Linked DNA regions of Homo sapiens: region 1 is linked to region 2. Evidence: read pairs that join two places in POLR2A ChIA-PET (ENCODE). Cell type or tissue: Panc1. All regions are shown on one strand. Each heading gives the region's core, and the rest is flanking DNA. Links, peaks and the distances in the headings are about the cores only. Region 1 overlaps MIR3659HG (MIR3659 host gene). Region 2 holds the start of LOC105378651 (a long non-coding RNA gene).

Region 1 (5,373 bases), core at 81-5,080, 170 kb after region 2:
AGTAGTTACTTCTTTGTTTATGGTTTCTCTCCTGAAAGCTAGAATGCAAACCCCATGAGGGTAGGAGTTTTACCTGTTTTGTTCATGGCTGTATCCCCACTATTACAACAGTCCCTGGCACATGATGGTGTAGCTGATGTCCAAGAACATTCACTGAATGAATGAATGAATAACTTAATCATCTCCTTCAAGAGTTCCCTTAAGTGTCACTCTTAATTAGTGTTGACCTCCACTTAAAATTTCTGCCTGCCCCAGCGGATCATGAGGTCAGGAGATTGAGACCATCCTGGCTAACACGGTGAAACCCCGTCTCTACTAAAAATACAAAAACAAAATTAGCCGGGTGTGTTGGTGGGCGCCTGTAGTCCCAGCTATTCAGGAGGCTGAGGCAGGAGAATGGCGTGAACCCGGGAGGCAGAGCTTGCAGTGAGCAGAGATCGTGCCACTGCACTCCAGCCTGGGCAACAGAGCGAGACTCCGTCTCAAAAAAAAAAAATTTCTGCCCTCCCCTCCCCACAGCTCTCTAGTTCTTCTTATGTTGTTCTCATTTTTCTTTTTTAAATTACCTTCCAGTATACCAAGTGATTTACTAATTGTTGTTTACTTTTTATTTTTATTTTCTGAGTGGGAGTTGCACTCTGTCACCTGGCCTGGAGTGCAGTGGTGCGATCTCAGCTCACTGCAACCTCCGCCACCTGGGTTCAAGCAATTCTCCTGCCTCAGCCTCCCGAGTAGCTGGGATTACAGATGCACACCACCAAGCCCAGCTAATTTTTCTATTTTAGTAGGGACAGGGTTTACCATGTTGGCCAGGCTGGTCTTGAACTCCTGACCTCAGTTGATCCACCTGCCTTAGCCTCCCAAAGTGCTGGGATTACAGGCGTGAGCCACCATGTCTAGCTTTGTTTATTTATTATGTACTATCCTAAGTTTTTAAAATTGTTAGTATCCCTGTTAGAATGAAAGCCCTCACAAAGAGTGGAACCTTTGTTCAGTTTGTCCACTGATGTCTTTCGGGTGCCTGGAACAGTGCCTGGCAGCTGGCAGGTGCTTAATTGATATTTACTGAGTGGATGGATGGGCTTCTGTGTGTCATGCGGGCATGAGTGGGCTTTTGAAGTGTTTTCTGTGAATGTGTTTATAAAGTGTGTGTGGGTGTGTGATAGTCAAGGACTGCATTTTTTTTTTTTTTTTTTTTTTTTGAGATGGGGTCTCACTCTGTCACCCAGGCTGGAGTGCAATGGTGCAATTTCTGCTCACTGCAACCTCCACCTCCCTGGGCTCAAGTCATTCTCCCACCCCAATCTCCCTATTAGCTGGAATTATAAGCGTGAGTCACCACACCTGGCTTTTTTTTGTATTTTTTGGTAGAGATGGGGCTTCGCCATGTTGCCCAGTCTGGTCCTGAGCTCCTGATGAGCTCAAGTGATCCACCCACCTTGGCCTCCCAAAGTGCTGGGATTACAGGCGTGAGCCACCATGCCCAGTCAGGACTGCATTTTTAATGATGTGGGTGACTGTGTTTGATGATGTGGGTAACTGTGTACTTTGAGGCCCGAGGGCAAGTCTCTGATAGAGCTTTCAGGTTTGGGGCATCCTGCTTGGGTATTGTCAAAGATTTGCAAACAGACCCATGAATGGCTTCCCTAGGAATGTCTAGGAATCTTTTCCTTGGTGGGCTGCAAACCTGGTGGCCACAGGCCTGAGCCCTGTCCCTGGCAGCCTCCTGGGTCCACCCCTTCCTTTGCCTGTGGGCACATCTGGGCCTCATGCTTAGGGAATTCCCTCACCCTATAGCACAGTCTGAGCCCTGGGCTGGGAGGCATCAGGAGAAGGGCAAAGGCTGTAGTCAGTGCTGGAGGACAGCCACATGAGCAGCAGCTGGCCTCAGCACCTGGACAGTCTGGGAAGAGGGGCCTTGGGGTGCCACTTGGACAGGGGGTAATCCTGGCACCAGGGATTCAGGAGGCAGTGGTCAGTTCAGAGGCATCAGGGTTTGGTGGCAGGTGGCTAAGCCCTGATGAGGGGTTGGGAAAGAGGGTCCAAGCTGGCCCTATGCTTGGGCTGTGGGGGCATCGGGGGCCCAGGCATCAAAGAGTTTATGGTGTGATGTGGGCTTGGGGGCCAACATGAAAAGCCCACTGTTTCAGTCTTCAGGGAGTGGTGGGGTCTGTGCCTCAGTCCAGTCCCATTTAATATGAAGGTGGTGGGCACAGAGCGGCTGGGAGGTGGGGTGAGGGGAGGCCACCCTGTGGATGACAGTGTCAGGACCTAGAAGGCACTCAACCAAGTGAAACTTTGGGCTGAGGCTGAAAGACACATGCAGCAAGGCCAGAGACAATATGCCCCCTTAGGCCAGCATTTAGGAAATATTCTCTAATGCGTGAGTGTGGTGGTCAGGGTCAGACAGCTGCACTCAGCTTTCACAATCTCCAGCTGTGTGACCTTGGGAGGGTTATGTAACCTCTCTGAACCTCAGTTTCCTGACAGGCACAATGCAGATACTTTAAAAAAAATTTCATAGTGAGATTGGAAGGATCAAGCTGTCATTACTACTGTTATTCTTGTTATTTAAAAAGCTGTACAGGTCCAGGAAGGAAGGACTGTCTTGACAGGAATTCAGACAAAAAAAGATCCAGGGTTTTGGCCGATCTCAAATTAGTATGAGGGTCTAATATGGATGGTGAGATCTGTGACATACAAAAGAAGGCAGTGATCCCTGAAGCCAACATGGGTTCACCAAGACCGGGCACAGCTCTTAGGTTCTTGACAGCTTAATGACTCGTGGGTAAAGAAAACGAGCCAGCATGGGTGGAGAGGAATCTGTGATTTATTGAGCACCAACTGTGTGCTGGATACTTCACACGCATGGTTTTATTTAATCCTCACAAGCTTGTGGATTAAACAAGACGTGACAATCTCCATTTTACTGATGAGAAACTGAGTCTCCGGGAAGTGACTTGCCCAAGGTGGGTGGAGCTGGGATTCAAACCTGGGTCTGTCTGACCCTTTCTGCCATATCACACTGTCTCCTAAGATGTTGGGTAGAGTCTCTCGTGACTTTTGAGGACATGAAGGATGTCTGAGAGGGCGCAAAGAGGGCTCCCATTGGGCCAAACAACAGCCATGAAATGTTCACGTAAGTGTAACCAGGTCAGTCTACAGAAGGCCTCTAGACACTGCCATGGGGCTGTCCACCCTGCTTTGATCAGTCTATGCCAAGGACCTATAAGAAGACATGGAGGATACAGACTTATAAAAGGTGGAGTGGTAGAAAGCTCCAAGGGACAGAGAAAACCTCAGCAGAATCAGGATTTAGAAAGATCTCGACAGACTGGCGTGGCAAGGTGAATTTAGCTGAGGAAATATCACAGGGAAAAAGGCTGAGGCCCATCTTGACTACAGGAAAAATTGTAGAAGGGATGGGCAGCTCATGAGAAAGATTTAGAAGCTCAAGTGCCAGTAAGTTCAGCATGAGTCAGTAGGCTACATTAATAGAAGTATGGTGTTTGGGACAAGGGAGGGGGGCCTCTCTCTAGCCTCAGTTTACTCTCTGCCCTGGGGCAGTTTGTACTGCAGGTATTTGAAGGTCATGTGCTATTTTCTGTTTTTCCAGTTCTCTCCCTTTCTTTTCAAGTTATTAGGGGAGGCAGAGTCCTTCTGGAGTTTGACCCTTGGATTCCATCCAGAGCAGCCTCCAAAATGACACCTTTGAAGGTGGGAAAGACACTGCATATTCTCTGGGTTTTTGTTTGAGGTCTGTCTTGGATTTGTTCTTTATGCCCAATTACCCTAAGTCAAGGGAGAAGAAAGTGCTGGTCTCTGAATGTTCTGGAACGGGGAGAGCTCCTGGTTCCCTAGTTCCTACTGGCCAGGTGTATCCATTCCTTTTCCAGCTGTCTCCTTCCCTTCTTAGAGCCCTTTTTCTGGTGGTCAGTGGCTTGCCAGGGCCTGGCCAGGCTGGTTCTCCTATGCTGGAGGAGGGGCAACAGGAGGGAGCCTTGCAGCTGCTCACATTGGGGCTGGATCTCTGCTTAAGCTGGGATGTCACCTGCCAAGCTGAATTCGGCACAGGAAGCTCCTGGCTGGAAGACGCGCTGTTTAATTTGGAGATTCTGTTCCACTCTGAAATGTGCTTCTCCTGGCAGCTGCAATGAAGTGAAGCTGTTGAGCTTCCCTCTCTTATGCCAGAATCACAGCCACTTTTTCCTGAGAAAGAAACAGAGCTACAGACAGTTTTACTCATTAAATACTTTTTTTCCCCTTAAATCTGTTTTTGTAATTTTTTTTTTTTTGCGTGAACGGAAAAGTAAAACGGGTGATATTGAAATAAACAAGGCATTTGTGATGGGAAGGTTAAAGCAGATTGTTGGGGGTGGGGAAGGGGGTTGGAAATGCCCCATGTGTCTGTATGCAGGCTGCTCGTAGCCTGTTGAGGATGAGAGTGAGAGAAAGTATTCATGAGGCTGCCCCTCTCCCAGCCCAGAGGAGTCAATTTCTCCAAGTGTCCTGGGCTTCAGTGAGAAAGGCAGTGGAGAAGGGAGCTCTCGTTTATTAAGGGCCCACCAAGTGCTACGCCTGTAATATGGGTGAGCTCATTCAGTCCTTATGGCAACCCTGGGTGGTAGGAGCTATTTTACAGATAAGGAAGGTTGAGGCTCAGATGACTTAAGGTCAACCCTGCAGGGCATACAGAGCTGGGATTTGAACCTCCATCTGTCTGACCTCTGATGCTGTTTTTGGCTATACTTTGCTACCCTGAGCAGTTGTGTATCGAGCTGGGGGATGTAAAGGGAGGAGAAGAAAGAAGATGAAGAGATACCAGCCAGCCTTAAGGAGTGGACATCCTGCCTGGTGAAACTGAACAAGACACCTACCGCATGTGAGTGAACCAAGCCCTAGTTGCTGGGCTCCGACAAACATGGCTGGTTTGGGGAAGGGTATGTAAGAGTGGGTGTGGAGGGTTTTGGCCTGATAATGAAGGTAGGCTTCTTGGAGGTAGAGGACCCTGGAAGTTGAGTGGAGTTGAGGGAACAGCCTGGCAACATCCTGGGCCAAGGCAGGCAAGGTGTGAGTATGGCTCTGGTGAGAGGAGGTAAGTCTGAGTCGGGTAGTGATGGTTGTGGTGAGAATATCCATGTTGGCAGAGGAGGATCAGGTTGGAAGATGTAGTGCAAAGAAAGAGCCCTGAGCTGGGAAGCAGGTGCCCAGTTCTTGTCCTGGCTCTGCCATTGAGTTGCTGTGTGATCTTGGGCTAGTCCTCTTCCCTCTTTGGGTGTCCAATTTTCTGTCTGTAAAATGGTAGAGTTGGATTACAGGATCCCTAGAGACCTTTGCAGGGTCCTAAGGAGAAAGAAGGTGACTATAATATCC
Region 2 (5,373 bases), core at 107-5,106:
CTGACCTCATGATCCGCCCGCCTCAGCCTTCCAAAGTGTTGGGATTAAAGGCATGAGTCATCGTGCCCAGCCAGAAACAGCATTTTTAAGCAACTGTTTGCTTTGGGTTCTCTAGGCTATCAAAAAGTGGGTATTTTGATCATATGCATATAGGAAAAAACAATCTACTACTCTGTTTCCCTTGGGGCCTGTATCGACATCCAAAGGCAGCCCAAAGGGTTCTTCCTACCTGTTATAGAAGATGTAACTCTCCTCTGAGGCCATAATAACTCTGGAAACAGATGACCCAAATAGAACTGAGGGGCTTGATACCATTTCTTACCAATTTTAGCAGGAGCAACTTAGCAATTAATAGTGTCACCCCACTTACTGTAGGTATTTTAAGAGAAAAATTTTTTTTTTTTTCGAGATGGAGTCTTGCTCCGTCTCCCAGGCTGGAATGCAATGGCACGATCTCGGCTCACTGCAACCTCTGCCTCCTGGGTTCAAGCAATTCTCCTACCTCAGCCTCCAGAGTACATGGGATTACAGGCACCTGCCACCACGCCCATCTAATTTTTGTATTTTTAGTAGTGACGGAGTTTCGCCATGTTGGCCAGGCTGGTCTCGAACTCCTGACCTCAGGTGATCCGCCCGCCTCAGCTTCCCACAGTGCTGGGATTACAGGCATGAGTCACCACGCCTGGCTGACAAAATTTTTAAAACTATTTATTTATTTATTTTAGAGACAGTCTCACTATGTTGCCTAGGCTGGAGTGCAGCAACTAATTCACAGGATCAATCATAGTGCACATCACCCTCAAACTCCTGGGCTCAAGCCTTCCACCTCAGCCTCTCAAGTGGCTGGGACTACAGGTACGCGCCACCATGTTCAGCTTTCAAATTATTTTAAAATAAAAATAAAACCGAAACCGTAACAATAATTCCTCACCAGCATATGGCTAGTCTCTGTTTTTTGAAAGGAAATGAAAGATTGAGATCCCTGCACATTTCTCAGTCGGGGCAGCTAACTGGCTTCAGAGCTAGCTGGCCTGACTTGTCATAGAAGACTAAGGGAATGAAGTGCCTGCATGGCCTGGCTCTGGTGTACTGGCTGAGAACACAGCACCCACCTCTTTCTGCTGCCATTGGCCTTGTCCTCCGCCAATTGTCTGGATTCTGGCAGTCTCTTGTGAAGGGGCAAGGAGATGAGGTGCTCTTAAACTCTCACCCGTCCCAGCACCATAGCCCAGAATGTCATGGAAACTCTAGTGATAGTGAACTCTGAGATAAGCCCAAGGAAGATGCAAACTATCAGCACCATCAGGCGCTTCGATCGCACCTTGTGATGGCTGCAATGAAGGAGAAACAAGCACCGAGGAAGTCCTCTGCTCACCTCGTTTCCTCTCAGTTTACAAACTCTTGTGCAACATGCCACTCCTCCCTGCCCCTCATAGTTTCCAAGCCTTGTAAGAGCAAGTGGAGGGCTGGCCCACACTTTACACAGCTACTTGACAGGCTCTTCATTGCTGGCAAATGACTGTCACAAATAGGTACTAGGGGTCATGCCAAAGCTCACACATAAATGGAGCCTCACGGACACACCCAGGGGAAAAAAGCACCAGGGGCCCTTGCAGAAAACCCTGGAGCTGGACAAAAAAAGACAGGTCTGCAGGTCCTCCCAGAGCACGGACTCACCCAAATTTCAGCCCTGAGCCTCCCATCTCCAAACGACAAGCTCCTGCTCAGCAACTGGCCTTCTGTGCTCCCCATTATCCACCAACTGCTGGGTGGGAAAAAACCTAGTCCTTTTATAACCTGTAACTTCATCCTGGCCTCTAGTCCCAGAGTAGACAGGGCTCCCCAAGACTCCAGCCCTGTACACTGCGCTATCATCACAGGGGCTGAGAACTGACAGAGCCCCAACACATACCATACCTCACCCAAAGGAAGACTCTATCGTAGGCAGGGCACCACTCCCCCACCCGCCCCACGCGACAAACTCGGAAGATCAGGATTGAAGAGCAAGCTCAGATGGAGCAACAGGCCCAGAGAGGGGCAGCGAGTGGCCCGAGGTCACACAGCGAGTTCGGAACGGAGCTTTACTAAAACCCCAGCCTCCGGATTCCCAAGTACCCCATTCCCACCCGCCTACCCTCGTCACGCACGCCTAAGAAGAACATCACAGAACTTCTGCCCCAGTGTCCCAGCCTCCAGAGGGCCACCAGGACTTTGGTCTTCGCCCCGAGCGTCCACTGGCCAAACCGCCGACCCTGCCCACCCGAGGGCCGGGCGCACCGCCGCCCCCGGCCCAGCTCCCCAGCCCAGCTTCCCGCCGCCCGCCGAACCTGCAGTGTTGCGCTCCCGAGAGCCGGCGGCGGCAGACATTTCCCTGCCTGCTTCCTCAAGCTCCTCATCCCGCCGCCCGTCCCGCGCGCTCCGCCCCCAGACGAACCCGCCCCCGTGTGCCCGCTCCATCAATCGAAAGCCTGTCTTCTCCATCGCTCCGCCCCAAAACAGAACGGAGCCCGCCCCCTGTGGCCGGGCCTCCTCCAATCCCCACCGTTTCTTCCGGGACGGATACCTGCCTCCGCCAATTGTCGCGTACCCTGGCCAGGTAACTAGGGCCGAGTTACAACCGCGCGGCGTTGGCATCTCCAGCTCCAGCTCTGCGCACCTATACCGAGACAGCCACAGGAATTCAGGATCCCGGGTCGCAGAATCGAAGCCTGTGCAGGAACAAATGGGGGCAGACTGAGCCACGAGCTTGAAGAGCCGGCTCTGCATGATTGTATTATCCCAAGAGACTCCGGCCCTGTTTCTCCCGCGCACAGAAGGGTTCTGTGCGCACTGAGGTTCAAATGCAAGAATAATTGTGAACACAAAAGTACTATTCCAAGGCAGAGACCACCGCCATTCCTTGAACCTCACGGTAACTATGTGCCAAGGTCTGTGCCTCGTATAAATATTATCTTCCTACTCCTCGTAACACACCTTTTATGAGGGAGGAAACTATTATCCCAATTTTCTTTTCTTTTCTTTTTTTTTTTTTTTTTTTTTTTGAGACGGAGTCTCGCTCTGTCGCCTAAGCTGGAGTGCAGTGGAGCGATCTCCGCTCACTGCAACCTCTGCCTCCCGGATTCAAGCGATTCTCCTGCCTCAGCCTCCCGAGTAGCTGGGACTACAGGCACGTGTCACCATGCCTGGCTAATTTTTTGTATTTTAGTAGAGACGGGGTTTCACCGTATTAGCCAGGATGGTCTTGATCTCCTGACCTCATGATCCACCTGCCTCGGCCTCCCAAAGTGTTGGGATTACAGGCGTGAGCCACCACCCCCGGCCTATTATCCCCATTTTATATACAAGGCAACCAAGTTCAGAGAGGTTAAGTCTGAGGTCGCAGAGTGACTAGCAGAGTGGAGGATTCAAACCGATGCCAGAGGGTTGGAGGATTTCACCACCCATAACCTCCAGCAGCAGTTGGCAGCCCACTCCAGAGAAACACACGCCGTAAGTAAGCAGTGTGTTTACTATGAAATATATCAAGACAAGTCCTCTGTTTCTCCCTTAACCAGACTGCCACTCTCCCTCTTAGAAATTCTTGAGTCACCTCTGTCTCTGACTCAAACCCTCTGACTCAAACTATCTGACTCTGGAACAGTTGCTCTTAACCCTCCTGCTATCCCACCTGCTCTGTCTGTAGAGCTGCATGAACCCGACCGAACTGAATAGGATGTGCAAGGACATGATATATGAGAAGACTTGAGTTCCAGTCCTGACTATGGCACTGCCAGACACAGCTTTTAAGTTGTCTTCAGCATTTACATACTATTAACCCATACTTGGCCTCGTCTGATCCTCAAAAAACTTGGCTTATTGAAGAAGGCAAGTTTATATTTCCATTGTATAAATAAAAAAGCCAAGGTCTGAAAAAATAAAATATATAGTAGGGCCAGGCGCATGCCTGTAATCCCAGCACTTTGGGAGGCTGAGGCGGGCAGATCACGAGGTCAGGAGATCCAGACCATCCTGGCTAACATGGTGAAACCCTGTCTCCACAAAAAATACAAAAAATTAGCTGGCCATGGTGGCATGCGCCTGTAGTCCCAGCTACTCGGGAGGCTGAGGCAGGAGAATCCCTCTAACCTGGGAGGTAGAGGTTTCAGTGAGCTGAGATCGCACCACAGCACTCCAACCTGGGTGAAAGAGTGAGACTCTGTCTCAAGAAAAAAAGAAAATACAAAAATTAGCCGGGTGTGGTGGCGGGCACCTGTAATCCCAGCTACTCGGGAGGCTGAGGCAGGAGAATAACCTGAACCTGGGAGGTGGAGGTTGCAGTGAGCCAAGATTGCACCACCACACCCCAGCCTGGGTGACAGAGCTAGACTCTGTCTCAATAAATAAATAAATAAATAAATAAATAAATAAATAAATAATAGATAAAATAAAATGTAGTGTTCACATTCACATTTAGGAAGTGACAGACCTGGGATCTGCACTGAAATCTCTGAACTCCGAGGGCTTTGGCATCAGAAACTGAAGTTTCAAACCTGGTCCCATTACTTCAATTTTTATTTTATTTATTTATTTATTTATTTATTTATTTATTTATTTATTTATTTATTTTGGGACAAACTCTTGCTCTGTCGCCCAGGCTGGAATGCAGTAACGTGATCTCTGCTTACTGCAACCTCCGCCTCCCGGGTTCAAATGATTCTCCTGCCTCAGACTCCTGAGTAGCTGGGATTACAGGCACACGGCACCACGCCTGGCTAATTTTTGTATTTTTAGTAGAGGCGAGGTTTCACCATATTGGTCAGTCTGGTCTCGAACTCCTGACCTCATGATCCGCCCACCTCAACCTCTCAAAAGTGCTGGGATTACAGGTGTGAGCCACCCCATCCGGCCCCTATTACTTCAATTGATGATTGATCTTGGGTAAGTTGCTTGCCTCCTCTGTGTCAATTTACTCGTCTGTAAAACAGGATATCTACTTCTTAGTATTGTTCAGAAGACCAAACGGAGAAATACAGTTGTTGTGCATTGTCTCGGTATCTAGAAAAATGTCTGGCACACAGTAGGTGCTCAATTAATGTTAGCTAACTGTGATCTCTTGTTAGCTGATGTTTCTCTAATAGTAGATTCTTAGCCAAGACACTTCCACTCTCTGGCCTTTTGTGCTGTACAACATTATCCATCAAGGACTGGGTGGAAAAAACCTAGTTCCTTTTGCCTCTAGTGCCTCTAGTAAAATGAAAGAGTTGGGCTGGTGGATATCTAAGAGTCTGTCAATACTGAGAGTCCCTTCTAACCCAGGTCCCTCCCTGAGGAAATCCCCATCATGACAAGCACTCAGAGAAGTTGGTTGGTACAGAGTTTCTCTGCTGGTTACCC

The links. ChIA-PET counts read pairs that join two places held together with the same protein. Peaks named below come from ENCODE experiments on the same cell type or tissue, not always from the same donor. Only the 100,000 strongest peaks of a DNase experiment are listed, where the experiment ranks them.
Region 1: POLR2A ChIA-PET joins it to region 2 with 6 read pairs; 2 of 35 experiments call an interaction of 5 or more read pairs at or near these places.

The regions. Positions count from the first base shown.
Region 1 is chr1:38,098,780-38,104,152 of GRCh38, forward strand. It overlaps MIR3659HG (MIR3659 host gene), which reads left to right. Exons shown (of 5, transcript NR_168386.1): 2 at 3,638-3,717; 3 at 4,767-4,882. Among named protein-coding and RNA genes, the nearest start is that of MIR3659, 12 kb to the left of the region's middle. In Panc1, for the core only: no CTCF peak of the experiment used is centred there; no DNase peak of the experiment used is centred there.
Region 2 is chr1:37,929,346-37,934,718 of GRCh38, forward strand. INPP5B (inositol polyphosphate-5-phosphatase B) reads right to left here. Exons shown (of 24, transcript NM_005540.3): 7 at 2,568-2,708. LOC105378651 (a long non-coding RNA gene) reads left to right here and starts at 2,705. Exons shown (of 5, transcript XR_001737983.3): 1 at 2,705-2,927; 2 at 5,296-5,373. RefSeq lists an enhancer at 1,350-1,849 and a silencer at 2,144-2,373. In Panc1, for the core only: no CTCF peak of the experiment used is centred there; DNase peaks (open chromatin) are centred at 2,516 and 3,686; H3K4me3 peaks cover 1,891 bases; H3K27ac peaks cover 1,191 bases.